Regions from separate parts of the Mus musculus genome. Here regions 2, 3 and 4 are each linked to region 1. Evidence: chromatin loops called from intact Hi-C (ENCODE). Cell type or tissue: heart. All regions are shown on one strand. Region 1 overlaps Etnk2 (ethanolamine kinase 2). Region 2 has its middle 25 kb from the start of Sox13. Region 3 has its middle 23 kb from the start of Snrpe. Region 4 has its middle 13 kb from the start of Snrpe.

The links. A loop is a pair of places that touch in the nucleus more often than their neighbours do. Peaks named below come from ENCODE experiments on the same cell type or tissue, not always from the same donor. Only the 100,000 strongest peaks of a DNase experiment are listed, where the experiment ranks them.
Region 2: a loop joins it to region 1, with 2.5 times the contacts of the local background. A loop is called at or near these places in 4 of 42 quality-filtered maps.
Region 3: a loop joins it to region 1, with 6 times the contacts of the local background. A loop is called at or near these places in 10 of 42 quality-filtered maps.
Region 4: a loop joins it to region 1, with 5 times the contacts of the local background. A loop is called at or near these places in 32 of 42 quality-filtered maps.

Annotation. Positions count from the first base shown.
Region 1 is chr1:133,378,356-133,386,355 of GRCm38, reverse strand. Etnk2 (ethanolamine kinase 2) reads right to left here. Exons shown (of 8, transcript NM_175443.5): 7 at 7,834-7,907; 8 at 6,038-7,039. The coding sequence ends at 6,967. Sox13 (SRY (sex determining region Y)-box 13) reads left to right here. Exons shown (of 14, transcript NM_011439.2): 10 at 62-171; 11 at 266-362; 12 at 747-890; 13 at 1,683-1,899; 14 at 2,432-4,056. The coding sequence ends at 2,705. Among named protein-coding and RNA genes, the nearest start is that of Etnk2, 19 kb to the right of the region's middle. In heart, CTCF peaks have their summits at 680 (motif pointing left), 4,128 (motif pointing left) and 5,473 (motif pointing right); DNase peaks (open chromatin) are centred at 675, 3,675, 4,225, 5,715 and 4 weaker places; H3K4me3 peaks cover 414 bases; H3K27ac peaks cover 2,095 bases.
Region 2 is chr1:133,445,546-133,453,545 of GRCm38, reverse strand. No RefSeq gene overlaps it. Among named protein-coding and RNA genes, the nearest start is that of Sox13, 25 kb to the right of the region's middle. In heart, a CTCF peak has its summit at 4,808; DNase peaks (open chromatin) are centred at 1,175, 2,225 and 4,985; H3K4me3 peaks cover 534 bases; H3K27ac peaks cover 3,070 bases; H3K27me3 peaks cover 247 bases.
Region 3 is chr1:133,582,882-133,590,881 of GRCm38, reverse strand. No RefSeq gene overlaps it. Among named protein-coding and RNA genes, the nearest start is that of Snrpe, 23 kb to the left of the region's middle. In heart, a CTCF peak has its summit at 4,679 (motif pointing right); no DNase peak of the experiment used is centred here.
Region 4 is chr1:133,593,463-133,601,462 of GRCm38, reverse strand. It overlaps the pseudogene Gm23939. Among named protein-coding and RNA genes, the nearest start is that of Snrpe, 13 kb to the left of the region's middle. In heart, a CTCF peak has its summit at 4,528 (motif pointing right); no DNase peak of the experiment used is centred here.

The DNA of each region.
Region 1 (8,000 bases):
GGCTGCTCCTGGGACAAAGCCCTCGGGTCCCTGCCCTTCACTTTGTTCCCTCTCCAAACAGGCTTCCTCGGTGAAGGGGACGCCGTCACCAAAGCCATCCAGGATGCCCGGCAGCTGCTGCACAGCCACAGTGGGGCTTTGGAAAACTCCCCCAATACCCCATTCCGGAAGGTATGGGCCAATCTTCCTCTGCCCAGAGGACAGGAAGATGAAGACAGGATGACAGAGGAAGTACTCATGCCCACATTGTCTCTGTCACCTGCAGGACCTCATCAGCCTGGACTCCTCCCCGGCCAAGGAGCGGCTGGAGGAGAGCTGTGTGCATCCCCTGGAGGAAGCCATGCTGAGCTGTGACATGGATGGTGAGAGCTCTGGCGCTGGGCGCCACTTAACTCCACTAGGGCTGTGTCCGTCCCTGATTCCTTCCTCCCTCCTTTCTTGGGTCCTTCCTGGCATGTGTCTCCATTGTTCCCTGGTGTCTCTATCCGTGGGTCGTCTTCTGGTATCTTGTAACAACTCTGTGGAGCCCTGCTTCTCTGGATCTTTGCTGTGCCTGTTCTCTGGCCGTGGTGGGCCTCTGCTTACCGCTGGCCTTCGCTTCCCTCCTCATCCTCTACTTCCTGCCTTGCTAGGCCTGAGCTGACTTCTCTATGAGCCTCATCAGTGCCTCCTGGTGGCCATGCAAGGGATATCTCTGCCAGCCCCAAAGCTGTTGCCTGCCTGACTCTTACCTACCCATCCTCCAGGCTCCCGTCATTTTTCCGAGTCTCGGAACAGCAGCCACATCAAGAGACCCATGAATGCCTTCATGGTGTGGGCCAAGGATGAACGGAGGAAAATTCTCCAGGCCTTCCCAGACATGCATAACTCCAGCATCAGCAAGATCCTTGGTAAGGGCCAGGGCGTGGGTCCTCTGCAGCTCAGGGTGTTGAGCCCAGGGGACATAGCTCAGTAGGACTGGGTCTGTTTGGAGTTTTCATGCCTTATTGAATCCTGGTAGAATCTTACCAGGTGTAGCAGTTGAGATGTTCTTGGCAGCTGGATCCTAGGACCTTGTACCAGCGCAGGGCTCTTTTGGTTGTCCCTCCCCTTGGGATTTTGTGTATTCTTTACCACCTCCAAACACCCGGTGCCTCTTATGGCCTGTGCTTTGGCAGAAAATAGAGACTAGCATTGTGGACCATTGGTATAGAGACTTTGTGTCAGAGGCTGAGGAGCGGGCAGGGCCGACAAGTCTGAATAAGGGTGGTGTTTTCATGGCTGAGTCCCCTCCAGTAACTGCGCGGGTTTCTTGTCTGGAACACCAGGGTTGTTTTCGGCTTTCCCATGTCTACCCTGGCCCATGCTCTACCACTGAGCTACACCCCAGATTCACATCGGATACTTGATGGCTTGGAGTGGCTGCTCTTTCGTGAATGCCTTTGGGGCGGAGACCTCTCAGGGGTGCCGAGTTGTTTGACATGAGAATGGTACAGACTCCCCGTCATTGCCAGCCTCATCTCTTCCTGGCCCAGCATCCAGGGAGCATCCACACTTGGCCAGGCCCTTGATGAGTGCTTATGCCTTATCATTTTTGATCCCAATTGAAGACCAGGGTCCAATCAGGACTTCTAGCTAGGGCTTGGAACCTGGTGGGGTACCACGAGAGTCTGGCCCTTAGTTTTTGCCTGGTATTGGATCAGGTTCTCGCTGGAAGTCCATGACCAACCAGGAGAAACAGCCGTACTACGAGGAGCAGGCCCGTCTGAGCCGGCAGCACCTGGAGAAATACCCTGACTATAAGTACAAGCCAAGGCCTAAGCGTACCTGTGTCGTGGAGGGCCGGCGGCTGCGAGTGGGCGAGTACAAGGCCTTGATGAGGACACGGCGCCAGGGTGCTCGCCAAAGCTACACCATCCCGTGAGCAGGCCCTCCCTGGTGGCCAGAGGCGGCTTGTGGCTGCTGTGAGAGACTGGGGTTGTGTGTGTGTCTGGTCTTTGTGTGAGGCAGGCAGAGCAGCCAGCAAGGATCTGGGAGCAGAGTTGTGTGCCATCTGCCTGTGTGTGACCCCTGATGGATAATGACTGTGTGCGAGACTGGTGACTGGGAGTTGGGTATAAGACCTAAACTGGGGCACCTGCAGCCTGACAAACGCAGGGCAAATTGAGAACACCACAGGTATTCATCCCGTAGGAAGGCCCCTTATTTGACCATGACAGGCACTAGGGTAGAGTTCTGTGGTCAATGACACTAAAACAAAATAATATTCACGTGCCACCGTCCAACATACCCTCGACTCTGAGCTTTCGAGCTATAGCTGGCAGTGAATTTGGCCATCAGGAAGCACACGCAAGGGCCAGAGTATGCCGGTTACCCAGCCTGCAGGGAGGGCTGGAAGGGCTGGGAGGGCACATGGGTACATCTGTAATTGCGAATTTTCTCTGCCTCTCAGCCCGCAGGCTGGCCAGGCACAGGTGAGCTCAGATATCCTGTTCCCTCGGGCAGCGGGCTTGCCCCTGGCACGTCCACTGGTGGAGCACTATGACCCCCAGGGCCTGGACCCCAACATGCCTGTCATCATCAATACCTGCAGTCTCCGGGAGGAAGGGGAGGGCACAGATGACAGGCACTCGGTGGCCGATGGAGAGATGTACCGGTACAGCGAGGACGAGGACTCAGAGGGTGACGAGAAGAGTGATGAGGAGCTGGTGGTACTCACAGACTGATCCCCAGCTCGCTGGGCCCGGCCCGTCACCGCTGGGGGAAAGACCTTGTTCCCATCCGGACAGGCACAGCCAGCCTTCCTGAACTATCTTGGTACTTGGACTTGGGTGTGGCCAGGTGATGGGTGAAACTGCACTTGTAGATACATTCCCAAGATGGGGGTCCTCCTCTTCATCACACCTCTGGGCCCATCGGAGGAGCCAATGGCCTGGCTGGGTGGGAGTCATGTGGCCGTGGTGGACAAAGCTTGCTGAGGGTTTTAGCCCTTGGGGACAATGGCCAGGGACCACTGGATGTACTTCCTCCTGTCTGCCCACCCACTCAAGGGGATGACAGGGACACACCTGCCCCCCTGAGGTCACATGCTTTGTTTCCATTTCTTCTTGGTCCAGACCAGCCATTGTGGGACAACACACCTGCCCTACAAGCTCCCAGGTCACCCCTCTGCCACCTGGGTTACTTTGAACTCTGCAGTCTGGCTGTGCTGTCTTTTGTCTTCCAAGTCCATGTGCCTCTGGCTACTGTGTGTCTGTGCGCGGCCCACACATGTTCATCACGCCACTCTTGGCAGAAGGCATTTGCTGAGTGTCACTGTGAGCCAGGCACGCCCGTGAGCTCTGTGATGTGTGTCTTGATGCTTCTCTGGGGGCTGCTTCTGTGTTCCTTTGTCCCCACATTGCTACCTCTTTGTCAGTCTGGTGTCTCAGGTTCTGCGTATTTTCTCCCCATGTACACTTCTCCCTCTTCCTCCTCCGTCTGTCCCTGTCCCACCACACCCGCTGTATCCTCTGGGTGTTTGTAGGGCCCAGCCTGCCCCTGGGACTGGCAGTTCCTGACCCCCATGACCCCTTCCCTCCCTTCAGACTCTGCCAGTCAGTTCCCACGGAGCCATTTTTAGCTCCCAGGGCCGTGAGAGCCAGCCCAGGCCTCCAAGGGGGCTCTGCCCTGATTCCCAACGTGTGTGCCGCAGTCATGAGGATCTTTTTCTCAGTGACAGCCCTGCAGAGGGGACCCCATGGCAGCTGGTCTCCATCCCTTCTTCATGAGCTTAGGGTGGCTTCTTCCCTCCCCCCCCCCTTTCCTCCTAAATTAGCTTCCTGGTTGTATCCCAAGGAAATCATTAGCACCTAGTCAAAGATCTGGAGCTGCCCTGGGGCAGGGAAAGACCCCAAACCCCACAAGGCCAGGTGCTTCCCTCCCCACCGCTGTTGACCCTATTTCTCTCCAGACTGTTTCTTTTTATGACTGTAAACATAGATAGTGCTTTATTTTGTTACTAAGAAGATAATGATGAATAACTTAACCAGCATATTTGTTTTCTGATGGGTGTAATAAAGACCGACCATTTCAGGACGTGCCCTTTCTCTGCTGGGAGGCTGGCCTGGCCGAATTCTCGAGTCTAGCGCCAGCCAGTCGCTGCTGCCCCCTGGTGGCAGCATGTGGGAGCATCAGGCAAAGTGTCTGAAAGTAATGGCTTTGACCGGACGGAGACCTAGGACAGGCCTGTGACAGACACACTGCTGAGGGAGGCACTGCAGCAGCCTGGAGGGACAGTGGCTCAGCTCCCCCCTTCACTGAAAGGAATAAGTCTTAAAACTTCCTCATGAATCTTACCGTCTGGGAGAGGGAGTCACTTGGATCCATTGAAAGCTGTGGGCTCATTCCGCAACAGGGTTCACACACAGACACTCAGGAGGGCTCCCTGCCATACTTATCTAGTGATGGTCTTCAAAACTCCATGACCCAACACTTAGAATGGGGATCTCAAAGCCATAGTTGTGACAGAATCGTCACTGGAGGAAAGGACAGAATTCCTCAAAATTAATGGGGTTCTGTAAAGACAGGTCTTGGTTACACTCATACCATCAACATGGTATGGAGGAACAGCAGCTCTTGTAAAAGAAATGGTCCAGGTTAACAAAGGCTCTGTCCTCCATGAGGCGCGGGTGTGTGTGTGTGTGTGTGTGTGTGTGTGTGCGCGCGCGCGCGCGTGCATAGTGTATGTTCCTCACAGAGCTTGGGTTCCAAGTCCAAACCCCTTCTTTAGGAAAAGCTGCATCACCTGGAAGGGCTGAGAATCGGCCTTTGAGGATGAGGGGTCATCAGAGGAGGCCAGGGTCATCCAGCCACCACATGGGGCAAGAGGGAGAAGACTGTTTCTGGGTGGCTAAGAGATGCTCTGGGTATTGTGAGATTGAACCTGAGCTGATAGGCTCAACGTTCACTATTTTGGCTATAGACACACACACACACACACACACACACACACAAAACCTTACCTTCAGCAAAGATGTTGGGAAGTAGAGGAAACTTAACTATGGGGCAAACTTGGCATTGCAGAGGATTTCTTCATTTTACATGTGGGTGAAAGTAGATAAAGAGGGATTAAGACCACACACTGCAGGCTGGAGATGGCTCAGCAGTTAAAGAGCACTGACTGCTCTTCTGAAGGTCCTGAGTTCAAATCCCAGCAACCACATAGTGGCTCACAACCATCTGTAATGAGATCTCATGCCCTCTTCTGGAGTCTGAAGACAGCTACAGTATACTTACATATAATAATATTGAAAAGAAAGAAAAGAAAGACCACACACTGCCAAGACCCAGGGCCAGTTGATGAGGGAGTGTCTTGACTCCTGGCTCTGTCCTTCAGAGCTCTGGCTGTTTTTTCTTTCTTGCTGTCCTTACACCTTGGTCCCCTATCCGGCATTGAGGCAGGGGCCAACAAGAGACTTGCCCAGGGTTCTGGAATCTTCTTTGGCCTCTGCCTATTAATTGGCCACTAGAGGGAGCTGCTTGGCTCAAAGCCCTAACTTCACTCCAAACTCTGATCTCAGGGGAAATTAGACCCCATTATCTCGGGACTCCTCCCAGTTCCTCTTTTGGACCTCTGGCTGGTCCTATGCATTGGGGGGGGGGGGGCACTGAGCCCGACTACCAAGGGTATTCGGGTACCTTTGTCCATAGGCCTCATCTAGCTGCTGTGCCGTCACCACCCCAAATCCTCTGGCCAACTGGAACCTTATGAGAGAATCCGTGAGAAGCAGGGCAGGGCAGATGGGGAGAGGCAGGGACGGCATGTTCTGGTTCTATCAGGACAGCTAGCCACGAGCTCACCATTTGTATGCCTGGGCACGTCTTTTCCCCCAGGTTCTCCATTAGTATCCGTGACCTTGAAGGCCCCAACGAGGGTGGCCCAGAGGTGTACAGGCTGCTGTGCTTTAAGCAGGGGTGAACTCCAAAAGCACGGCGGAAGGGAGGCCAGGTCTGGCCCAGCTCCTCCACACGCATCCATACTAATCAGATCCCAAGCCACTGTCCTTCCAAGACCGTATTCCAGAAACAAACGTTTTAATGCAGAAAACCATAATCTACAAATGAATCACAGTAGGGGCCTATACCAGACTCCCTTAGGCCTGTAAGGACTGGGAGGTGGGTACCGAGCTGGCAACACCTTCAGTATCTGGCCATGTCCTGGTAACTGTGCTGGCTTCTAGGTGCCTAGGCCCTGCCCCCTTGCCTTCCGCCATTCAGTTCCACATGGGAAGATCTTGGTTAAGTTCAGAATAAAAGGAAGAGAAGTGGAAGAGGATGCTGGCTCTGGTGCCTGCCCTCTGGTACCCAAGGTCATGCTTGCTCCAGGTCTACCATCCTCTTCTCTGCAGGGACCTAGCAGGAGCATGGCAGCAGCACAAGGAGGGGACCAGGAGAAGGGGTGGCTGGATGGCATCCGGCTTGGAGAAGCTGGCAGCCTCAGATGAGGCAGCTGCTGGAGGAGCTGTGGAGCGAGTGCAGCTGGGACCTCTCCCCAGGATGACAAGCCAGAGTTGGCTTCCTGCTGGCTTGGAGCTCAGTACCTCTCACAGGAGGCATACGGCTCAGTTGGAGGCCTGGGGTGGGGGTGGGGCACCAGAGGTAGAAATGAACCCTCCCCTCCCCTACTAGGAAGGGTCAAGGACAAACTGAGGCAGCCCAAGCTCTAGCAGTGCCTGGGCTGGCAACTGTGCTCTCACAGGGGGGCAGTCCAGGCCCCCCCACTATCTGCAGGCACTTCCTCTCCAAGCCTAGCAGGATGAAGGGTTTTCCCCACGCCCAATGCTGGGACTCAGCCCCTCCAAACAGGAAAATGAGGTCTTCATTGGCATCCACTGGGAGCCTTCTCCGTGGGTGCCCGCCTTGCCCCAGGGTGCCCAACTCCAAGGCAGAAAGGCACCCTGGGGAGCAGATCTGGCAGCAAGAGGACATGGAGAAACAGGAGGCTGGTCATTTTGGCATCTCCAAGGCCGACACCTGAGGTTTCACCTTAAAGTACTGGTTGAATCGGATCACCGCATACCTGCCAGGGACAGGCAAGGAAGTGGGTGAGCAGGGCGCCTGACAGCCTACTGAGGACTACTACAAACTCAACCAGGTCTAGCCAAATCAACTCCTTTTTTTTTTTTTTTTTTTTTTTTAAATGTGTAGACAAGGTTTCTCTGTGTAGTCCTGGCTGCCTTTGAACTAACTGCAGACCAGTTTGGCCTTGAACTCAGAGCTGGGCAGCTTTCTATCCTTCACACTGGTTCTCACAGTTTGGCTAGGATGGCACCAGTAGTGTGGGCCCTGATGCTGGGCAGGACAGTTCAGAGCAGTGGTTCTCAACTTTCCTAATGCTATGACACTTTAATATAGTTCCTCATGTTGTGGTGACCCCCAAACCATAAAATTATTTTTTCCTTTTATTCGAGACAGTTTCTCTGTGTAGCCCTGGCTGTCCTCAGAAATCCACCTGCCCCTGCCTCCCAAGTGCTGGGATTAAAGGCATGTGCTACCACTGCCCGGCAAATTATTTTCATTGCTACTTCACTGCAATTTTGCTGTTGTTACGAATCGTAATGTAAATATTTTTGGAGACTGGTTTACCAAAGGGGTCATAGCCCACAGGCTGAGAACTGTTGGTAGAGGTTTAGTGGTGGATAGGAACACCTTCACTAGGTTTGGTGGAGCTCCCCAGGCAGCCCCTGCTGGGGATGGGTCAGCTGCACACTGGAAGGACACTGACGTTCTGTTCTGACTAGCTTTGGTCATGTGGTGGTCAAGGCTCTCCCCTCTCACCGCCCACACACATCTTCCCACACTCCCCATACGCACCTGAGGAAGTCAAAGCTGATGGTAGAATACTGGTTCTGTATGAGTGCCCAGAGTGCCCAGAAGAAATGAGATGCCTGTAAACAGGCCAGAGAGGGTCAGCCCTACCAGGCCACGCCTGTCATAACCCTCAGCGAGAGGGACACAGCCACTGTGGGGATCTTGCAGAG
Region 2 (8,000 bases), 67 kb before region 1:
GTTTCATAGGAACCTGGGGTTGTATGGGAAGAGTGGGAGTTCGGCAGGAAGCTTATGGCACTTCCATAGTAAAGAAGGCCCAGGAAAGACAGCCTAGACCAAATGCCCTAAAGAAACTTAGAGGTTCAGTGTAATCCCAGCAAGGATGTTTAGGATGGAGCTGTGCTAGATGGGGAATTATGAGACTGGGGAACCCTGCTGCCAGCCAGAGGCAAAAGACAATAAGGAAAGGAAACACTTCTCAGGATGATGCCAGAGAGCCTTGCTATAGTGACCTGTCTGCTTCGTTTGGGATGATAGCTAGTTGTCCCGAGATCTCTAGGAAATACTGAAGCAGTTAGACAGTGGCTCTGCTGACCCATCCAGTGTCATCTAGTGCTCCTTTGAGTCTATCAAGGATGTTCCAAAACCTGTAGTATTTGTCAATGGGCCATGAGCACTGAAAAGAGCCCTAGGTGGGAAGAAATACTCAGGATCCTGCCTGGCTCTCAGGGAACAAGGCTCTCCCATCTCCATCTGTCCATTTTCCTGGTGACAGCACTTGCTGTCCAGTGTCCTGGTGTCCTCTGCTCTGGTTCTCTGTCACCCACGCCCACCTGATGATGATGCATGCTGAGGGAACCTGCTGCATCTCTCCACCCTTCACACCCACGGACACGTCCATACTTCTGTCGTGAAGGACAATCCCTGGCTTAATTATTTGCAGATCTTCTTTCTCTTTGGAGTCTCCCAAAGTCCAAAGACTCTTCAATGATTAAACCCAGAGCCGCGGAGAGGAAGGGGCCCACCCCTGGGCCTTTGGAATGGGCTGGGTGATTAGGTCATCATTGATCTTTATTGTGCAGCTGAAGAATATTCCTCTCTGGGAGAAGCCGAGAAGCCGGGTCACCACACGCCCCACCCCCATCTTCCCTGAAGCAGCTTTGTCTGGTGCCTGCCCGGAGCCCTCAGTCTGTCCCTAGGAAGAACCCATGATGGGTGTTTACTAGGTTTCTCTCATTGGAGGCCTCCCCTTGCTGCCCCTCCACAGGGTTTCTCTTTGTCTTTCTCTGAGCCATTAGGCTTCCAGGCCTTGGCCTCTGTCAGAGCAATTGCCCCTGCGCAAGCAGCTTTCCTTCCCTGAGCTCCTGTGCGCTCGCTTTCCCAGGCCTGCCCTGGAAAGGAAACAGCCAGAGGCAGGAGGATTCCTAAAAATACACTGCTATTTCCTAGTGTCTGGGCGAACAGGAGGTGGACAACATCACTGCAAGCTACAGCCGACTTTTAGCTCTGTCCCTGGGGTGCAGAGGAGCGTCCGGGAAAGAAAGTAGATCTGCCTCCTGTGTGTCTCCAAGACTGCCCTGAGCCACAGAGGGCCACTGTATAGTTATCCGTGATAATCCCACGTTTTGTTTTGATAGTGCTGAGACATTTTGGTTGATTTCATTTTGCTCAGAAGCGTGATGACCTCATCTGTCCCGGGCGAGGAGGCAGCCCAGATAGGAGCTCCCCTTGGAAAACAAGGCAGGCTGCTACAGCACTTTCCCAGGTCAAAATCAGAACCTGTGCCTGGGAGCTGGATCAGCAAGTAAAAGTGCTAGCCTGGTGGCCCAAGTTCAGTGCCCAGAACCCATACAAAAAGCAGTATGTCACCGTACTCCCATTGTTCCCATTGTGAGATGGAAGGCAGAGACAGGAGAGTTGCCCAGAAGTTCACAGGGCTCCTAGTCTAGAGTACATAGCCCAGCTGCAGAAACCCTGCCCAGCAAGTTAGCAGGTAACTTGAAAGCTGTTCTCTGACCTCCACATATAGACCTAGGTATTTGTGCACCTTCCCACACACACACATACCAACATAAATATTCAAAACTAGGATCCCAGACCCCTGGCTAACATCGGAGTGTCTAGCTTTACTGAGACAGTACTGAGGTCTCATGGAGGGGGTGAAAGTGGTAGAATTTTTACTTGAAATCCCCAAGTAAGACCACCTCCCCCCCATGAGAGATCTGGGTCTCCTGACCTCTCACAGGTCCTTCTTGAGTCTGAGTGCTGTCTTGCTCAAGAGTGGTGCCTTCTGTAGAATGAAGGATGTTCTCGGTGGCCATCACTACCCCCTACTTTAAGCCAGATTCAGTGCTTAAGTAGCCTCAATTTCCAAGAACGCTGGGTAGAGGGCTCTCGGGTTACTCTTGTTTTAGGATGAGGTAATAGAATCAGAGGCGTTAACATGCCCTGAGTTGCACAGCTAATAAGAGGCAGGAAACAAGATTTGAGACCAGGACTTCCTGAACTCTGAAGCAAATGTCTTTAACTGCGAACAATGTACCTGCCGTGGTTGGATACCCTCCTGGAGGGAGGCACCCGCCTCCGTTTGGGCTGCTGTTGCAAAATGCATAGACAGGATTTGTCTGAAACAACGGGCCTACCTCACAGTCCAAGACCAGGGTGCTCGCTGCTTTCTCCACTAGCTTCACCATTTTACCCTCCCCGAGTCCCTCCTTTCCCCCTCGCCATGTCAAAGGTCAGCAGAATCTATGATGAGAACCCTTCCCCACCTGTAAAGAAACTTGTGCTAAAACAAATCTCTGAAACCAAGCAAGAAAACATTCATTAAGTCTCACAAGAGTTTTGTTTGTGTTTTTTTGTTTTTTTGTTTTTTGTTTTTTTTTTTTTGGTTTTTCAAGACAGGGTTTCTCTGTATAGCCCTGGCTGTCCTGGAACTCACTTGGTAGACCAGGCTGGCCTTGAACTCAGAAATCCTCCTGCCTCTGCCTTCCAAGTGCTGGGGTTAAAGGCGTGTGCCACCACTGCCAGGCATACGACCTTATCTTTTCTTAAAAAGTAGAGCAATAAGAAAGAGGAGCTGGGGCAATGGCTTAGGAGGCAAAGCTCTTGCCACTGAAGCTTGAGGACCTTAGCTGCGATCCCCAGCACCCCAGAAGCAGCACTGAGGGGGTAATTCCAGTGCTGTGGTGGCAGGGACAGGAGGATCTCTGGAGCTTGCTGGCCAGTCACACTAGCTGACTAGTGTGACTAGTCTAGTGAGGAAACCCATCTCAAAAACTAAAGTACAGAGTGGGAAGACACTAGATGTTGATAACTGGCTTTATGTGCACACAAATGCATACACACATATGAATTCATACACATGCATTCACCACACATATATGTGCACACACATATGATTGCATACATATGCATACACCACACATACATGTGCACACACATATGATTGCATACACATGCGTACACCACACATACATGTGCATACACATGAATGCATACACATACACACACCACACATATGAATGCATACACATGCATACACCACACATATGAATGCATACACATGCATACACCACACACATATGTGCACACACATGAATGTATACACATATACACACCACACACATGAATGCATACATATACATATACCACACATACATGTGCACACACATGAATGCATACACATGCATACACCACACACACATGTGCACACACGAATGCATACACATGCATACACCACACACACATATGAATGCATACACATGTGCACACACAAATGCATACACACACATGTGCATATATTCATTACAATAAGTAAAAAGGAAATAATAAGCAAGAGAAATGAACAAGGAGAGGGAGGAAGAAAAATGGTGTCCCCTGTCATCTGTTATCCTCAACTCAGGTGGCTTCCACCCTGTTCTCTTCATCTTCCAGTCATAATTCCTTTTCCCACTTCCTTTTGTGTTTGAACCAAGGCAAAGAATCCCCCAGAGCTATGGCCATCATAGCATCCAACATACAGCAGGGTCCTGAGCACATTATACTTGCAAGTTTCGAGGGTTGGTGTGTTGGCACACCAGTGTTGGGTCCTGTGTCTTCACTTTGGCTTCTTAATGTCCAGAACTCAGTATGGTACAAAAGAGAAAAGTTCTCTCTCCGGTCTCATGGCCGCCTCAGCTTACTGACTGGGTTAGCAGGCCTCTGGTCTCCTGGAGTCTGTGTCCAGAGGGCAGGTGAGTCACGCTTGGTTTGGGATTGCTCAGGGAGGCTCGGAAGGGATCCCAGCAGCCCCAGTGAAACTTCCAATGAGCCTGTCCCCACGCTATGCTAGGTCACCAGATCTCAGGTAACACAGAATTCCCTGATTTGTATAGTTTACTGACAGTGATGGAATTAAGACTTCTACAACCACCACTGACATGCCACCAGGAATTAAACTCTCCTGAGCTCATCACACTTGGGAGTTTCGAGAGTTTGTGCAGTGTCACACGGGTGTCCCTTCCAATGCACCTGTTGTAGCTCCCAGGTGCCTCTGATCCAGGAGCGGCGTTTGGCTTTGTCTCAGTCCCCGGCAGGTGTGTGATGAACAGTCTGGGAAAACCAGACCAGACGCTCCATCTCCCAAAGCACCCTGGTTCCAGCCACAGGGGAAAGGCGCAAACACTGGGAAGCCTTGATGTCTGAAAGGTTTTTTTTTTTTTTTTTTTTCTTTTAAGGAGTTCAAAGTAGTTCTATGTCTGATCTTCCCCTTAGCCTCCCGATACCCTGAGGAGGTGGGGGAGACAGCAAGAATGATCTCGGTATGCCCCTGAAAGATGGAGCCACTGAGGCCCAGAAGTCTCAGACAGTTAGTTCAAGGCCACTAGCAGTTGATAACAGAGGCTGCCCCACAGCTCCCTTCCCCCGCTCCACCTGCTCATGACCCACGGAAGGAAGCCTGGGTAAAGAAGCCTGAGAGCTCGCTGTGGTTTTTCCAGACAGAACCCAGGTCTCAACTTCTCAGCTCCCATAGTCTCAGACCACACACCCTTAGTGCCTCCAGGGGAGCTGGCCCGACAGGCTTCCCTTGGGGCGGAGCCAGCTCTGTCTCCGCTCATTAGCAGGTCTGTTTCCAGGTGGATCTAGCACTGGGTCATTAAAGCAATAAACAAGCTGCTGATTGTCGGGTGGGCTAGACCTGGCACCCACGCTCCCTGCATTGTGCTGAGTTCCAGCGGGCCCACACAGCCCCTGAAACAATGCCTCACTTCCTCCCAGGAAGCTGCAGACCCAAGCCAGCCTCCTGGGCTCGCCCACGTGCTCTGGCCAAGCCATTGTCTCGGAGTCCTACGGATCCAGCCATTCCCATGACCAGGGTAGTTGTATCCTCTTAGCAGTCCAAAAGGAGGGGATCAAGTGGCCAGGACAAAGAGCTGTCATTTCCCTGCGGGTGCTATTGCCAAATCTCCAGGTCCCTGGTCAGGCGTTCCAAAGCTCTGGCTATGCGGGGTCCATGACCCAGCTTCTCCCTGGAATATAGATACAAATTATGATTTAGAAACAAATGCAGTGAAGGAGCCCTGAGCAAGCCTCTTAGTCAATGGGTCTCAACCATCCTAATGCAGCGACTCTTATTTTTATTTATTTATTTTTTGTTTTTTTTTTTGTTTGTGTTTTTTTTTTTTTTTTTCTTCAAAACAGGGTTTCTCTGTGTAGCCCTGGCTGTCCTGGAACTCACTCTGTAGACCAGGATGGTCCCGAACTCATAAATCCTCTTGCCTCTGCCTCCCAAGTGCTGGGATTAAAGGCGTGCGCCACCACTGCCTGGCATGCAGCGACTCTTTAATACCGTTCCTCATGTTGTGGTGACTCACCAACCATAAAATTATTTTCTTTGCTACTTTTTAAGTGTAATTTGGCTACTGTTATATAAGCCCTAATGTAAATATCCCTGTTTTCCGATGGTTTTAGGCGACCCCTGTAAAAACCTTGGGTTGTGATCTACAGGTTAAGAAACAGTCTTCCAGACTCCTTTTCCTTAGGCTTGCTCCCTGTCACCAGAATGTTTCTGAGTGTATCCCCTTCACACACATACATACACACACATGCACATGCACACAAGCACACTGGAGACACATGCACACACACACACACACACACACACACACACACACACACACACACAGGTTGAGGGCTGATGCAGGCAGGGTTAGAAAGAGGAAAAGGAGGCTCACCCAGGTGTGCAGTCACCTGCCTGGTGCAGGAGGAAGACTGGCAAACTGGAAAACTCAGGGGTTTCTTTCTCAAAATATTCTAAGGGGCATCCTTTTCCTTATGTCCAGAATTGAGAGGAGGTGTGCTATGCGGGAGTCACAGAAAACCTAGGGGTATACCTTTCCCTCTTCCTTTCTCTTTCCTTCTTTTTTTCTCTCTCTTTCTCTCTCCTCCTTTCTTTCTCTCCCTTCCTCTCTCTCTCTCTCTCTTTCTTCCTTTCTTCCCTTTTTCTTTTTTTCCAGTGCTAGATATTGAATCCAGGCTGCTATGAGTTCTGTGAGTGACTTTCACCATTGATCCCCATCCACACGGTTTGGGTTATGGATTTGTTCTTTCTTTTTTTCTTTCTCTTCCTTCCTTCCTTTCTTCCTTCCTTCCTTCCTTCCCTTCCCTTCCCCTTCCTTCCTTCCTTCCTTCCTTCCTTTCTTTCTTTCTTTCTTTCTTTCTTTCTTCCTTTCTTCCTTTCTTCCTCTTTCTTTCTTTCTTTCTTTCTTTCTTTCTTTCTTTCTTTCTTTCTTTCTTTCTTTCTTTCTTTCTTTCTTTTTGAAATGGGACCTTACCATGGTAGCTCTGAACTCTGAACCATGGTGGCTCAGAACTCAATGTGTAGACCAGGCTAGCCTTGAAACCAAAGCGATGCACCTGCCTCCCACGTGCTGGATTAGAGGCGCACACTGCAATGCTTTGGAAGCGTTGCTTTATTGAGACAGGGTCTCCTGATACGCAGCTCAGACTCACTTAAACACCCCATACTGAATCCATCTCTTGGGTGCTGGGATTATAGGCATGTACCTACCATGGCTGACTTTTTCTTCTCAACATCTCCTTTTGGGATACCTTATAGAATGATGCCTTAAGGCACAGGCGGGGCTTGGGACAGCATGAACTTGGGTCTAAAAGAGGATGAGATTAGGGTGAGGAAACCAGAAAGCCACAGCCAGGTCTGTGGGAACCTATGTGCAGTCTAGGTAAGGCTGTGCCAGAGGCCCTTAGGGAAGCGTTGAGGGCTGAGGTAAATGTGCCAGAGACGCTGTGTGCAGTCTTCCCCTCTGCCAAGACCCGAAGGAGCAGAGGACCCTGCTGTGTTTGACTGAGGCCCAACTGTGTATCTGTCCAACACAATGCACTGTGCATAGCTTGGCCCAGAGCCCTGAGGTAACTTATCCTGAAGCCAGCTGTAGAGCTGAAGTAAAGCTGTAGCCTACTAGAGGCTCCTGATTATGGAGGCAGGTGAGGAAAGGTCTTGGCTGGGGGCAGTGGGGCAGGCAAAGAACCTTTCACAGGAAAAGGAGCCCAGATATGGATGGCTCTGGGGGGAAAGAAAATAAAAATATGTGAATGAGTGTGTGTGTGTGTGTGTGTGTGTGTGTTTGTGTGTTTGTGCATGTGCGCGCACATGCGCCCAAAGGTGAGTCTAAGACTTTCTTCACATTGCCTCAGTGTAGACCCAGTAAGGTTGCCTCCCTCCCTCCCCCACCCCTGATGTATCCTAGGCTGGCTTCAAACTGGATTTAAACTAGACAAATAGCTGAGGGTTGCCTTGAATTCCTCTTCTTCCTCCTTCCACCTCCGAAGTGCTACGATTACAGTTTTGTGCAACTAAACCTGACAAAAATCGTATCATTTTTATATTATTAGGTCTATGATTCATTTCTCTTTCCTTCTTGTGTTTATTGTGAGATCACTTGAAATGGGCATGGTGGTGTAAGGCCAGCACTTGGGTGGTGACAAAAAGGATCAGGAATTTAAGATTATTTATTAAGTTTGAAGCCAACTCCAACTACTTAAGGTCAAGTCTCAAAAGTAGAGCAAAACAAGCAAACAAAAAAAAAATGAAAAAAGAAAAAAGAAAAACCATCAGGAAGACATGTAGGTTTATTTCAAGACTCTCTTGCTACATGTTCTGTAGAGGAACCCTCCTCTGGCTACAATGTTGATGACAGAGTTTCACAACAAGTTGACATGAAAGCTACTCTCCTTTC
Region 3 (8,000 bases), 200 kb before region 1:
ATATAGTCTTCTCTAGTGACCCTTGACTTGCTGTCTGTCCATTGAGGAGGTAGCCCCTCTGCTGGTCTGTACATCTTTGGCAAGGGTAGTCCTTCAGGATTTAGTATAGCATATGATTATGGAAGGACCAGAGAACTTAGGTCGGGAAAGTTTTCAGTGTGTTCCTAGTTGGCTAGGCTGCTACCTTTGTACTGGTGCTGGGTGGGACTCCTACCTGGGTAACATCTGCCCTGTGTGACCGCTGTAGACTCTGCCATTCAGCAGAGCTCTTAGCTGGTACTATTCAGACTCCTGGTTAGGGTAGTCCCAGCATGTATTCACTGGCTTGGTGATACCAATTTTTGGCATCTTCTGTTGGATAGTGATATAGGCTGGGCTCCAAGGTTAGAGAGATTTACTGGGTGGATGGCTTAGAACAGGTGGCCCCAGAGGATTTCTTCATAGAAATGTGTAATTGGAAGTTACCCATGTCAGTGGGAGACAGTGAGTGGGGTGTTGGCTGAGCTGGGTCTAGCTATCTCTTACATATCTGTTCATGGGTGGAAGTCTTCCTCACTCTTCATGACTGTGATCACTGAGTGGGCTTTTTGAGAGACTGGAGCTGCTGCTTGACTTTCTAGACCAAACAGGTCTAGCTCTGTCCCGCCTTCCTCTCTGAGGGTTCATTGGAGTAGCTAGCTACATAAGGACACAAGCTAGGTTCCCATAGTACTTCTGAAGACAACCCACACAGACCTGTAGATGAGGGCATGAGATTGGCTTAGATCTTGAATTGAGTGCCACAGCTGTTAGGACATAGATATCATCAAGATATAAGTGGTCCCCGTGACCTTTTCTTTGGGCCTGAGGCAGGTCAGTCTAGCTCTTTATTACTGCTAGTAGTTTGCTTGGGAGGAGACTGGAGTGGCTTCTAGCTTTGAATATTAGAGAAGTCCGTAGCTGCCACCAGTTCTCTTTCCATTTAAAGACATCCAAGAAAACCTCTCCCCTGGTGCTGTCCAGACTTGAGGAAGAAAGAGGAGCAACACGATTCAAGTCAGAGTGTCCTAACTCCACCTCCTTCTCTTCTTGTTCTTAGATTTATTTAATTTGATGTGTGTGATTCTTGCCTACATGTATGTCTGTGTGCCACATGCATGCCTGATACCCTTGGAGTTCAAGAGAGGGCACCAGATCTCGTGGAACTGAAGTTACAGATGGCTGTGAGCCACCATGTGGGTACTGGAAACCAAAGCTTGCTCCTCTGCAAGAGCAGCTGGTGCTCTTAACCACTGAGCCATCTTGACAGCTTCTTGTTCTTACATTTCAAATTCCATTTTTATTCAGCTCTGGAAATCTAGCACATACTTGTTTCCAAGTGACAGTTGTCAAAAATATCTTCTGGTCTGGATAGACCCGGATACTTGAACTTTCTTCAGGTGCCACATTCACCATCTTACCCATTCCGTTCTCTGTCTTTACCTCTGTGTGTACATTTTGAAAGGTTGGCAGGAAGGAAAGACACATGAGAGACAAGCAACTTAAGATAGTGCAGGCCTTCACTGAGAGCAGAACCTGTAGAGTGGTCTCTGAGGATGGGAGCCTACCATTTCCTTACAGGCTGGAGTAGCTATAGGACAGAAAGACAAGATTGGGAGAGAGGCTGAAAACACCATCATGGTGGCTTACAAACATCAGAACTCTACTTCCAGGGAGCCTCATGTCCTCCTCTGCTCTGAGGGTAGCAGGCATGCAGGCAGTCCACATACAGACCTGCAGGCAACATTCTCACCTGAAGTTAAGTCCCCTTTTTGGTTTTCACCTGCCATTACTAGGAGTGACCAGTGAGTCCCCAGTTAAAGAATGTCAGGTGATGGATAAACATCTCATTGGATCACCATTACTGGGGTCCTGAGGGTAGGGCAGGCTGGAAACTAGAGAAGCTACCTACTTTAATTCTGGAAAGCACATTACCATAGCTATGGCTATAGTCAAAGATCCACCACAGCGGAGAATCTTTACAAAACGGCATATTTCCAGATAAGTAGACAGATACACTTGGACATATTTCCATACTACACAGTTGTGACATAGCCTGTTATATCTCGGTAATATCTCTGCCCCATTGGTAAATATTTTAGGGTTAAGACTTTTGTATTTGGATTCAGAGCTACACACCTGCAGTCTCAGCTACTTGTGGGATAGACAAAATTGCCAGAGCCATGACTCATCTGGGATATAAGAGACAGTAGAATGAGTCTTGGCGTGATGGCACACACCTTTAGTCCCAGCTCTCAGGAAGCAGAGGTAAGTAGATCTCTCTGAGTTCCAGACCAGCCTGGTCTGCAGCTTCTATAGCAGTGATTCTCAACCTTCCCAATGCTTCTACCCCTCAATAAAATTCCTCATGTAATGCTGATTCCCAACCACAAAAGTCTTTTGTTGCTGTTTCATAACTGGAATCTTGCTACTGTTAGGAATCATAATGCATATCTGTGTTTTCTGATGGTCTTCAGTGACTCCTATGAAAGGATCCTTCAACTCCTAAAGAGGTAGTGGCCCACAGGTAGAGGAGAGTGGCTGCCTGATCTAGAGCTTTATAGTAAGACCCTGTTTCAATAAATACATTTTAAGAAATGAACCTCCACATGAAACATATATACTAACGTTAATTAAACAATTAACTGATGGCTGGCTGGTGACATGGCTCAGTGGGGAAAGGCACTTGCCATGCAACACTGACAACCTAAATTTACGTCCTAGATCCCATGGTAAAAAGAAAGAACTGACTCCCCCAAATACCTCCACATTCCTGCTGTTGTGGATGGTAGCACACACCTTTCATCCTAGAACTCTGGAGGTAGAAGCAAGCAGATCTCTTTGAGTTCAAAGACAGCCTGGTCTACATACAAAACAAGTTCTAGGACATCCAGAGCTACATAGTGACATTCTGTCTCAAAAAAGAGACCAACACACACACACACACACACACACACACACACACACACGGTGGTGCATAGCTGTAATTTTGGAATTTGGAAGGTAGAAGGAAGATTAGGAATTTAGTCATCCTCAACTACGTAGTGAATTCAAGGCCAGAAAGAGCTACATGAGACCCTAGCTCAAAACACTAATGAAATACCACAGAGCTTGACAGTGGCAGTAGATCACCTGCCTGGCATCTGCAAGGCTGGGCTTGACACACCCAGGGGAGGGTGGCACTTGTAATGTGCAGTCTTGTTTATTTATGTATTTCTATGATATAGAGTCTTAGAATTGCTATATTGGACTGTAAGGGTTTTTTTTTCACTACCTCCTCCTTCTTCTGAACATATCCCTTCCTACTTTATGAGCTTCCTATTGTTGTTCTATAACCCACTGCATTTAATTATAGTTAACTGCATGGATATAGAGTTATTTACTGGGTCATGAACAACTTACCAATGGATGTACCCCTGGGGGAAAAATGACTTCCTGTAACCACTAACTCCCCGTAATGGGGTGGGGTCTATCCATCTTGGACTACTCACAGGCTTGGCCCTGTGCGCTCCTACACAGGTCCCCACTGCTGCTGTGTTTATGTTATGTCCAAAAGGTACTGTTTCATGTCACTGTACCCGTCCTCTGGCTTTTACACTCTTTCTGCCTCCTTTTCTGCAATATTTGTAGTCCCTGAGTGGCGCATCACAAAAGCCACTGTGCCTCGAAAGCCATCAAAGTGGCAACAGGCCCCTCCTTCCTGTCTCAACCTATGGCCACTGCAGTAAAATATCCTGCAAGAGCTGTCCAAAGTGGTGGCTCCTGTCAAAATGGTGGCACCACAACCTCTCCTCAGCCTGCAGCCTTCTCAGGAGGTGTCCACAGGAGCTGACACCTTTCCTGCCTCAGTCTACAGCCTTAGTGAACACACCACTGCAGGAGCTGTCCCATAGGAGCTGTCCACAATGGCAGCACCTCCTCTCCAGCCGTTCTCCCCGCCTGCCCCCCCCCTCCCCCAAGCAGATCCACAGAGATGGCACCTCAGCCAAAGCCACCTATGTCAGGAAGGACTTCCCACCCTAACCCATGGGCCCCGATGCAGGGAAAGGGGGTGGAAAAAAAAGCCACCAATTCCTGAGCAGGAAACCCACTAATCCCTGAGCAGGAAACCCACCAATCCCTGAGTCTCCCAAGCTCAAGATTGAGCTTGAAGTCCCACCAGTCCTCACTCTGGAAATTTCTGCCCGAGAAGCTCCGCCCCCGCCAAAATACCATCTAAGCACTGCCCTTGGCCCAATTCCCTGTTGCCCACTCCTGGGAGCAGAATCCCTGGATCCTTCAATAAATCTCCCTGGATTTGTTCCTCTCCACACCCTGGATCCTTCAGTAAATCTCTTTCATGAAGATTTCTGCCTGGTGTGACTCCCTTGTTAGAAGAAAAGAAGCAATGAAAAGAAAAAGTGAAGAAGGAGTGGGGCCGAGGCTCCTGAGCTCCTGAGCTCCACTGGGGATCCTTTTTCCCAGGAGCTGCAACACCTCTGCTGCAGAGGCATCCTCTCAGTTCCTGGAGAGAACAGACTTCTGAAAATGCTCCTCCGATTGCCACGCACAGACCATGGTCTGTACATGCCCACCCACCCCCAATGCTAAAATACAAATTTAAATCTATTTTTTTTTTTTAAATGTAAGAGTGCTCTGTCTGCATGGACACCTACATGCCAGAAGAGGGCATACAGCTCTCCAGTTGACAAATCTGAAGTTATTCCCGTGAGTCTGCCTTTATATGTGTCTTGATGCTTCTCTCTTGCCACGTTCAATGTCCTTTTTTTGTTCAGTGTATTTGGTGTTTTAATTATAATATGCTGACTGAAGGCTCTTTTCTGATCTGTTTCCTATCCTAAACGCCTCCTATATCTGAATTGCCATTTCTTTCCCTAACTCTAAGAAATGTTCTGTCATGATTCTTTGAAACAGGTTTTCTATGCTTTTGAAATGTGATTCCTCCTCCTCCTCCTCCTCCTCCTCCTCCTCCTCCTCTTCCTCCTTCCATGTGTATTGCCTGTAGATTTGGTCTTTTCAGAATATGTTGGTGTGGTGGTTTGAAGAATGGCCTCCATAGGCTCATGTATTTGAATGCCTGGTCATCAGAAAGTGGAACTACTTGAGAGGGATTAGGAGGTGTAGCCCCGTGGAGGAAGTTTGTTACTTGGTGTGGGTGTGGGGTAGGGATGGAACTTAGGGGTTTCAAAAGTCTAAGCCAGTCCCAATGTCTTACTTTTCCTGCGGATCTAGATCTAGAACTCTGAACTACTTCTCCAGCACCATGTCTGCCTCTGTGCCACCATGTTCCCTGCCATGACAAAAATGGATTAAACCTCTGAAACTGTAAGCAAGTCCCAACTAAATGCTTTCTTATATAAGAGATGCTGTGGTCATGGTGTCTCTGCACAGCAATAGAACACTGACTAATACACATAGAGATCTTGGAATTCCCACTGGTGCCATATTGCTGGATTGTTCCTTTAAATTGTCTGGCTGTCCTGGACCTCGGTCTGTACACCAGGCTGGCCTTGAACTCAGACACCCATCTGCCTCTGCCTCCCAAGTGCCTGGATTAAAAGCGTGCGCCACCACCGCCTGTCAGCTCTGTGCCTCTGCAATCATTCAATTACTGAGACTTCCCGAAGCCTTTGGGTTGACTGCTTGACTTGTGTTCTCATTGCCAACTGTGCCTGGTTTTTCTTCAGCATTTCTTTGTTAAATTCCTCCTTTATATTTTGTGTTGTCTTTCTTATTTCATTCAGGTATTTGTTTCTTGACTGGGAGTTCTTTTTTTTAATTTTTTATTTCTTAGAACACAGTTATTGTTTTGAGTTCTTTGGGATTTCTAATTTATTCTCCCTAGTTGCTCTTACTGTAGGGTTAGTAAATTTTGGAGTAGTTCTGCTGCTTGGGTTGTTTGTTTGTTTGTTTGTCTGTTTGTTTTGTTTCTTTGTATTTCTGCTTTGGGGCTGATCTGCCTCGGGTTTCAGTTGAAGTATTTTCAGGATTCAAGTGGGGCATGGCTGTGGTAGAGTGAATATGCCCACTATACAAATTGTCACACAGCCAAGGAACAACAGTGGTTCTTTGACTTCAGTAATTGTTGGAGGATAAACGATCAAAAATAACATGGTTTGAATTCAAATTTTAGTTAATAGTATTAGGAGTGGAAGGGAAGGCGTTTGGGTGAGGGTAGCAAAGATGTCAGATCAGGTTTGAAAAGAGAAACTGAGCCAGGTCGAGCAGCCAACTCACTGGCTCCAGAAGTATAGTATGTATTATTTTTATCACGTTGAATTTGCAAGCTTTGTCAGATACCTACAGGATGATTTATATTGACAAATATAAATCCACGTGTACTTAAAAGAATGTATGTTCTTTGGGGGAACAGATTAAATTAGTTTAGCTCCTATATGTCTTTAACCTTACTAATTTTCTGTCTCCTTATTTTCTCTCTCTCTCTCTCTCTCTCTCTCTCTCTCTCTCTCTCTCTCTCTCTCTCTCTCTCTCTCTCTTTTGATACAATATGTAACCCAGGCTGGCCTCAAACTTCCCAAACTTTGTACATAGGCAAGGATGGTCTTATACTTCTGACCCTTCGGCCTCTGCCCAGGGCTTAGAGGTGTATATTCTTACACCAGTTTATGCAAGGCTGTGGCTCAAACAAACCCAGGGCCTCAGGTATACTAACTCCATACACAGAAGACACCCCAGCCTCTCTTCTCCATCTTAATAAACAAAGTGGTTTCACCATAGATGGCTCGTGTCCAGCCTGACAATTACTGCATTTAATTGAGGTATTTTGTTTACCCTGAGCATAGCTATTAATGTAGTTAGCTTAAATCTACCATCACGAGGTACAGCCCATTCTTTATAAGTCCCTTGCATGTGTACTGCATGCAAAGCACTGACTGCCCTTTGTTCCAGACGATCCTTTCAAGGATTTTTATGTGGAAAACAGCCTTGGAGGATAAAGATAGTGTCTCCCACCAAAGCAAGAGGCAGACATGCTCACTACCCACACAACAGCGGACAAACAAACAAGAAAAATTGGTCCTTCAAACATCTGTGTTTTCTCCTATAATACAACGCTGTGTGGGTTCATTGCGTTGCTCTGTGGAAGCTGGGGTTTGGCAAACGGGGACAAAGAGGGCAGTGCTCTGGTTACTGCCCTTGAGGTGAGCCATAGGTTCTCCTGCTCTGAGCTGTGGCTTATAAATCCCCCAGTCTTCCCTCCCTCCCTCCCTCCCTCCATCACTGTTCCTAACAATCCACCAGTCTTCCCTCCCTCCCTCCATCACTGGGCCTAACAATCCACCAGTCTTCCCTCCCTCCCTCCCTCCATCACTGGTCCTAACTTTATTTGGGAGGAGGAGTATTGTCACTGTGGGTTTTATAGCTGTTGTATTTTTTGGTTCTCTGTGAGTGTTGTTGTTTCTGAGACAAGCACTCACTATATAGTCCAGGCTCACTTTGAACTTCCTATGTCACCTTAAGTGGTCTTGAACTAGTGCTCCTCTTGCCAAAGTCTCTCCTGCCCCAGGGCTGGGACCACAGGTGTGTGCCACCTGATACCTTGGTTTTGTTTGTACCGTTGCTTCCTTTGTTTCTATGCCTTCTTCTTCTTCTTTTTTTTTTTTTTTTTTTTACAAATATGCTTTTTAATGATTTATTTGTTTACATTTTCTGTGCACTGGTGTTTTGCCTGTATATATTTCTGTGTGAGAGGGCCAGGTCCCCTGGAACGGGAGTTACAAACAGTTGTGAGCTGCCCTATGGGTGCTGGAAATTTGCCTCTCGGAAAAGCAGCCAGTGCTCTTAACCGCTGAGCCATCTAGCCCCTATTCCTGGGCATTCTTTTGGATTTTTTTCTTTCATTTTTTAAAAAAAGATTTATTTGTTTATTTATTATTTATTTTATGTATGTGAGTACACAGCTGCTGTCTTCAGCCATAACAGAAGAGGTCATCAGATCTCATTACAGATAGTTGTGAGCCACC
Region 4 (8,000 bases), 220 kb before region 1:
CATTTAGGCTAACTTGTGAAAAGTGCCACAGTAAACGTGGAAGTGCAAGTCTCTCCAATCTTTTGAGTCCGTGCGAGCCATATGACATTTCTGTGTCCCCACCCCCCGCATGTACCCAACAGGGTAACTGCTAGTCAAGTAGCATATGAAAAACCTCATGGGAATTTTCTCTTTATGGTCATGTCCACAGTAACATTTCTGTCTTTTGAGAAACCTTCATGCAGACATTAGTAATCACTATCAGGCTTGTGGCCTGAACAGCAGCAGTAAGTTTCTCTTTCCAGCACTCGCACTGGGATTTGTTAGGGTTTTTTGTTTTTTTTTTTCCCCCTCAAGGATAGCTGTTTTGATTGGGATGAATGAGATGGAGTCTCAGTTTAGATTGTGATTGTGTGAGAGACTATAGGTGTATGTATGGCATGGCATGCATATGGAAGTTATAGGTCCTCATCTTCCACTTTGAGACTGAGTCTTTTGTTGTTGTCCACTGCTAAATGTAACAAGCTGACTGGCCCATGAGCTTCCAGGGAATCACTTGTCTCCATGTCCAACCTCAGAAGCACTAAGATTACAGACATACTTCCCTACTGCCTGGGATCAAACTCATGTTCTCATGCTGCCGTAAGCATTTTATTTCTGAGCATATCCCTAGATCCTCAAATCAGTCCTTCCCCCCCCTCCCCTGTCTCCCCTTTCCCCTTCCCTCTCTCCCCTCTCCCTCACGGAGTTTATCTGTGTTCTGGCTGTGCTGGAACTCACTCTGTAGACCAGACCAGCCTTGACCTAGGAGATCCATCTGCCTTTGCCTCCTGTGATTAAAGGCATGTACCATCACTGCCAGGCTCCTCAAATCACTTAATTTGCATTTCTGTTGGCTAAGGATGTTCAATACTTGTGACTATTTTTGAAACTGCAGTTTGCCTTCCCGGTTCATTAGATGGTCTGCTTTGGGTGTTGACACTTTCTGGAGTTCTCCGTATACTCTATACATCCCTGTGGGATTGATCATTGTGGCAAAGATTTCCCCCTCACTTAGACTATCACTCATTTTCCAGCTCTTGGGAAATGTCTTGTGCCGATTGGAATCCTTTTCAGGAAGCTTTTATCTTACAGTTTTTATAATTTCCTCTAAGTTCAAGGATTTCAAGTCTTATCATTTGTTTCATGTGTATGTGTTTCAAATCATGTATGTGGAGATCAGAGGACAACTTGTGGGAATCTGTCTCCTTCCATAATTTGGGTTCCAGGTATCTAATTCAGGTCATCAGATGGCTTGACCCACCAAGCCATCTCCCTAGCCCCAAGAGACCTAGTATTAATTGCCTTTGCAACTAAGTTGACATTTCCCCTTTAGCTTTCAATGTCATTTCTTTGCCTTTTAGCTTTTAGTATCTTGACTCTACTATGGGGTGTGTGTGTGTGTGTTTGAGGGGTTTGTTTGTTTGTTTGTTTGTTTTTTCATGGCAGAGTTTGTGTAGCCCTAGCTGTCCTGGAACTCACTCTGTAGACCAGGCTATCTAAGAACACACAGAGACCCACCTGCCTTTGCCTCCCAAGTGCTGGGATTAAAGATGTATGCCACCACTGCCTGACTGACTCTACTATGATGTCCATGCATTTTCTAATTTGAGGTTTCAAATACCTCTTATGTTGCAATGTCTTTTTCTCCTGATCTGAAAGGTTTTCTATGAGAATCCCATGAATAGAATCATACCATTAGCATTTCCACTCCTTATCCATACCATGGATTGCTCTGTTGATCACAATGCCAATAATTGGATGTTATGCCTCTGCCCATTTATTTGTTCTTTATTGGTGCACTTTGTGAGCCTGTTCCTCACGGTGACAAAATGACCTGGCGAAGCAGCCTAAGGAAGGAAAGTGTTACTTTAGCGACTCAGTTTGAAATGCAGTCCTTTGTGAAGGGAAGTCAAGGCAGCAGGAGCTGGAAGCAGCCGTCTGCAGTCAGAAGAGAGAAAGGTGGTTGCTGTCACTCAGCTGGTTTCCTTTTCCAAGGTGGGGAGGCAGGACTTTCCGGGTGATGGTGCCACCTTCCTTAAGGAGGGCCTTCTACCATAATCCCTCACAGGCCAAGTAGCCTAATCTAAAGCCCCTCAGGCCTGCTGGAGCCTTGTTCTCTGAGTGACTCTGGATGGCCTTAGGTTGACCCTGTCAGTCTGCAGGCTCCACCCGGACGGTCTTCTGTTCAGTTGAGTTCATTGCTTACTGTGTTTTATGTGGGTCAAGGAAGGGTTGGGGTTTTGTTGTTTTGTTTTTTTAAATATTTTTGTTTTGTCTTTTTTTTTGGGGGGGGGGGTCCTCTGTGTAGCACTGGTTGTCCTGTAACTTAATCTGTAGACCAGGCTGGCCTCGAACTCATGAAAATCCACCTGCCTTTGCCTCTTGAGTGCTGGAATTAAAGGCATGGACCACCACCGCCAGTCTTGAGCAGCCTATGCTGGAAGACTTCGCCCTCCCTCCCTGTGACTCAGTGGGAAGGTAACACTTGAAACTACAGCAGCATCAACCTGCACAAGAGCTAAGTTTCCCTTGAACCAATCATGCTCCTTACATTACCAGAGATCATAAAACAGTGGTGAGCTGACTGTGCAGTTAAAAATATTTAGGGAAGTGTGGAAATAGGGAGGGCTGAAATAAAGGAAGCTGGCTGGGAAGAGGGAGAAACACAAGCAGAGCAAGTCAATGCTTTGAGATGCAGTGAAACAGGTGTAATAGGGAGGGAGGAGAAGAGCAAGAAGGAGCTAAGGTAGCCAAAATAGAGAGGATCCTGGAAGGAAAAGCGGGAGGGGAGCTAAGAAATAAGGAAACATACAAAGCTCAATGGTGGTGGCGCATGCTGTTTATCCCAGCACTTAGAAGGCAGAGGTAGGCATTCTCTGAGTGATAGCCAAGGCTACACAAACCCTGTCTGGAAGAAGAAAAACAAATCATACCAACAAAATGAGACAAAAACCTGAAGAGCAAGAAATTGTAAAGCAATAAATAAAAATGTAGAGAGTAAGGGGCCTGGTAAGATGGCTCAGCAGATGAGGTTGTTTGCTACCAAACCAGATTCCCTGAGTTCAACCCCCAGGACACATGGAAGAGAACCAGCTCCTGTAAGTTGTCTTCTGACGTCATATGGATGCTACAGCACATGTGTGCAAAAGTAGGCTTGAAGGGGTCACAAAGGTGATGGAAGTATTTGGGACAGCTTCCTCCTGAGTCTTTGACCTCCCTGTGTGGGGTTACAGGCTTGTCCTGAGTTATGTCAAATCAGGACAAGATGGTGCCTGGCTGCTCCCTCTGTCCACAGCAGCTCATCTGCCAAAATCATTGCTCCACCGAAATTTGGCTTGTCCTCTGGGTGTCTTGGGCTTGCCCTGAAGCAAGGACTGCACATTTCTCCTGCCTTGCCTCAGGAGAGCAACTACTCCCCTCCCCAGTCAGGGGGCTGTGCTTTGGGTGCGGTTTGCCCCTCCCTCCAGCAGGTATTTTTGCCCTTGTTTATTTTGTCACTATATTGGTGCAGTGTCATGTGTGGATTATGCTCATTTCATCAGAGGACAACTTGAAGGGGATTGGTTCTTTTCCACCATCACTTACTTCTTAAGTAAGTTCTTTGCCTTTAGGAGAGTGTATTGTTTCTCCTGATTCTGATTGTCACCCTTGAAAGCTCACATGGGCAGATTCTAGCCCTCACACTTGGAAGTCTCCAGCTTTGCGTAATAATTGTGATAGACAATTAATAGAGGTTTTCTAGGCAAAGTTGAACAAATACTGAAACAGATTCACAAGCAAGCAGGGGTTCTCCGTTTATTTTAGGTTGGTTCCCCTTGTTTGGCCCAGGTAGCCTTAAGCCTAGTCCTCCTGCCTCAGCTTTCTAAGAGCTGGGACTATGAACATGTGCCACCTCACTCATGCTAACAGTTTTAGTATTATGTTCTTAGTGGGTACTACAAGATGAGGAAGGCCAATCCTATGTTTATATTTTGTGGTGCTGGGGATCAAACACATGGCCTGGTGTATACTACGTAAGCATTCTGTCACTGGGCAGCACTCCCAGCCCCAGAGCCCATCTGAAATCACGATAAAGGTAAAGATGGCTGAAAGTCCACCAGGAAGTTCAGTTTCTGTACTGGAAAAATGACTCCATAGGTAAAAGCACCTGGACGCCCACCAGCAAGCCTGACACTGTGGGGAAGAACGAGCCAGCGTCCAATTGTCCCCTGACCTCCATGAATGTGACGAGCTTGTGTTCCCACATACATTATACACCAAATAAGTTATAATAAAGTTTTTTAAAGTCCCAGTTCTTTTTGAGATTCATTAAAGTGAATAAAATCACTCTGTCTGAGGCAGGAGAGTTGTAATGACCATAAAAGTCAGCCCCTGGGAGCTGCCTTTAGCTACAGCGATCTCCTTTCTAAATGTGTGCCCTTTGGTTATATTTTCAGTAGACTACTTTAGCACTTTCAACATGCCTGAGTTTGAAATTCATTAAGCCAGCTCTGTAAAGAAAATACTGGGCAGTAGAGGGAGTTAGAGCGGTGGGACTGCTGATGAAAGACCAGAGCTAAAGACCTCCCTGCAGCTTTCTTGGCACCAGAATAGCTGGGAAGGAGGATAAAAGCTGGAGCAGGATAATCCCTAAGAAAACCTGCTGGCTGCTTTTTCCATTTCCCTGTGTGGCCTTTCTGACCCGGTTGCCCTGTGTAAGCAAAGCTGAGCCTGCTGTGGCTTATTCTGAATGGATCAAGATGTGGAAGGTTCTATTTTTGACAGAGCAAACGATGATCTAGTGAGAAATAGGTGCTCTTACAATTGAGCTCTGTATTTAGAAATCTTTGCCTGCTGCTCCCTGCTCTGTGGAGCCTGTGGTGTTTGCCTTTTAAACTTGGACTTCTCCACAATCTGTAGCTCCTTTCTTCAAACTAGAATTTGTATTGCAGGGAGGCGTTGCTCTCCCTTCATTAAGGCTACTGAACTACTGGGAAGCAGCTCATGTTGGCAGCCCTTGGTATGTGGGCAATTATTTTTCTGGAATGGCTCTTTGTTTCAGAGAGGGTCTTGCTAACCACCCACTAACTCTTGTAACATTCTTGAAAGGGGGTTGGGGGGAGCTGGAGAGGCATGCCCTGAAAGAAAATTAAGTACTGATATGAGCCTGGTCTGTCCATGGCAGGTAGAGGGAAGGAAAAGTTTGAAAATCTTAGACTTACTATTCATGGGCGCCAACTCTTGTCGGTCCACGCTTGTCAGGTAAGGGAGAGGACTGGGCTTATTTGAGTTGGGCTGTTACTGTACTGTTCTCCCCTCTAGCATGATTGACACACACTATTCAAGTCTGTTACTGTTCCCCCTCTAGCATGATTGATAGACACACACTATTCAAGTCTGTTACTGTTCTCCCCTCTAGCATGATAGACACACACTATTCAAGTCTGTTACTGTTCCCCCTCTAGCATGATAGATAGACACACACTATTCAAGTCTGTTACTGTTCTCCTCTCTAGCATGATAGACACACACTATTCAAGTCTGTTACTGTTCTCCCCTCTAGCATGATAGACACACACTATTCAAGTCTGTTACTGTTCCCCCTCTAGCATGATAGATAGACACACACTATTCAAGTCTGTTACTGTTCTCCTCTCTAGCATGATAGACACACACTATTCAAGTCTGTTACTGTTCTCCTCTCTAGCATGATAGACACACACTATTCAAGTCTGTTACTGTTCCCCCTCTAGCATGATAGACACACACTATTCAAGTCTGTTACTGTTCTCCTCTCTAGCATGATAGACACACACTATTCAAGTCTGTTACTGTTCTCCCCTCTAGCATGATTGATAGACACACACTATTCAAGTCTGTTACTGTTCTCCTCTCTAGCATGATAGACACACACTATTCAAGTCTGTTACTGTTCCCCCTCTAGCATGATAGACACACACTATTCAAGTCTGTTACTGTTCTCCTCTCTAGCATGATAGACACACACTATTCAAGTCTGTTACTGTTCTCCTCTCTAGCATGATAGACACACACTATTCAAGTCTGTTACTGTTCCCCCCTCTAGCATGATAGACACACACTATTCAAGTCTGTTACTGTTCCCCCTCTAGCATGATAGACACACACTATTCAAGTCTGTTACTGTTCTCCCCTCTAGCATGATAGACACACACTATTCAAGTCTGTTACTGTTCCCCTCTAGCATGATAGACACACACTATTCAAGTCTGTTACTGTTCTCCCCTCTAGCATGATAGACACACACTATTCAAGTCTGTTACTGTTCTCCTCTCTAGCATGATAGACACACACTATTCAAGTCTGTTACTGTTCTCCCCTCTAGCATGATAGACACACACTATTCAAGTCTGTTACTGTTCCCCCCTCTAGCATGATAGATAGACACACACTATTCAAGTCTGTTACTGTTCTCCCCTCTAGCATGATAGATAGACACACACTATTCAAGTCTGTTACTGTTCTCCCCTCTAGCATGATAGATAGACACACACTATTCAAGTCTGTTACTGTTCTCCTCTCTAGCATGATAGACACACACTATTCAAGTCTGTTACTGTTCTCCCCTCTAGCATGATAGACACACACTATTCAAGTCTGTTACTGTTCTCCTCTCTAGCATGATAGACACACACTATTCAAGTCTGTTACTGTTCTCCCCTCTAGCATGATAGACACACACTATTCAAGTCTGTTACTGTTCTCCCCTCTAGCATGATTGATAGACACACACTATTCAAGTCTGTTACTGTTCTCCCCTCTAGCATGATAGACACACACTATTCAAGTCTGTTACTGTTCCCCCCTGTAGCATGATAGACACACACTATTCAAGTCTGTTACTGTTCTCCCCTCTAGCATGATAGACACACACTATTCAAGTCTGTTACTGTTCTCCCCTCTAGCATGATAGACACACACTATTCAAGGCTGTTACTGTTCTCCTCTCTAGCATGATAGACACACACTATTCAAGTCTTCTTCTGAAGAAATGCTTGGGGATTTCGGAAACTTCTAAAGGTGTAGGAGAACTTGTGTCTATTCATGCTTAGAAGTTAACATAAACAGTTGACTCTCAGTTGATCTCTGTGAGTTCAAGGCCAGCGTAATGCCTCATAGAGGGTTCCAGACCAGTGGGCAGGGATACACAGTGAGACACTGTCTTGGGAAGAAAAAAAAAAGAAAAGAAAAAATCTTGTGCTGCTGCTCTCTTGCTCTTGTTTGGATTTGGTATCTGTGATACTAGCCATAGAAAAAGAGTTGGCGCCACTTTGATTTCATTTTTTTTTTTTTTGAAAAGTAAGAAGAATTGTCTTAGTTATTTTGGCTGTGAAAATATTCAGTCTTGAACTTTTCCTTGCTAGGAGCCTGTTTACATACATGCATGTGTGTGTGTGTAACTAGGTTCAATCCAGTACCTTGTACACACATTATCAAGCACTCTACTGCACTGAGCTGTATTCCAGACTTTTAAGGGTTTTATTACTGATTCAATTTCCTTATTCACTCCTGGTCTGTCTCAGTTTTCCCTGTCTCTCCCTCTCCCTCTCCCTCCTTGCTGTGACCTCTACTACTGAACTACACCCTCCGCTTTGGATTTTTCTATTTCTTCATGATTCAGTCTTGGCAGGAACATATGCATTTCTTACAGGCTATCTAACTGGTTGGTGATGGGGTATCTATGTGTAGCACAAGCTGGCCCTGAACTCATGATCATTCCACTGTAGTATTAAGAATGCTGGGATTACAGGAGTTCAGCCTTCAAAAAAGGACCTCCTGAGTACAGAGGATAGTGCAGTGGGTAAAAGTGCTTACCATACAAGCCTGGAGACCTGACCTCCACACATGTGCCATGGCCGTGCATGTGTGTATGCATATAAACACACGCACATATAAACACAAATAAAACCCAGATCTTTTTTTTTTTTTTAAGATTTATTTATTTATTATATGTAAGTACA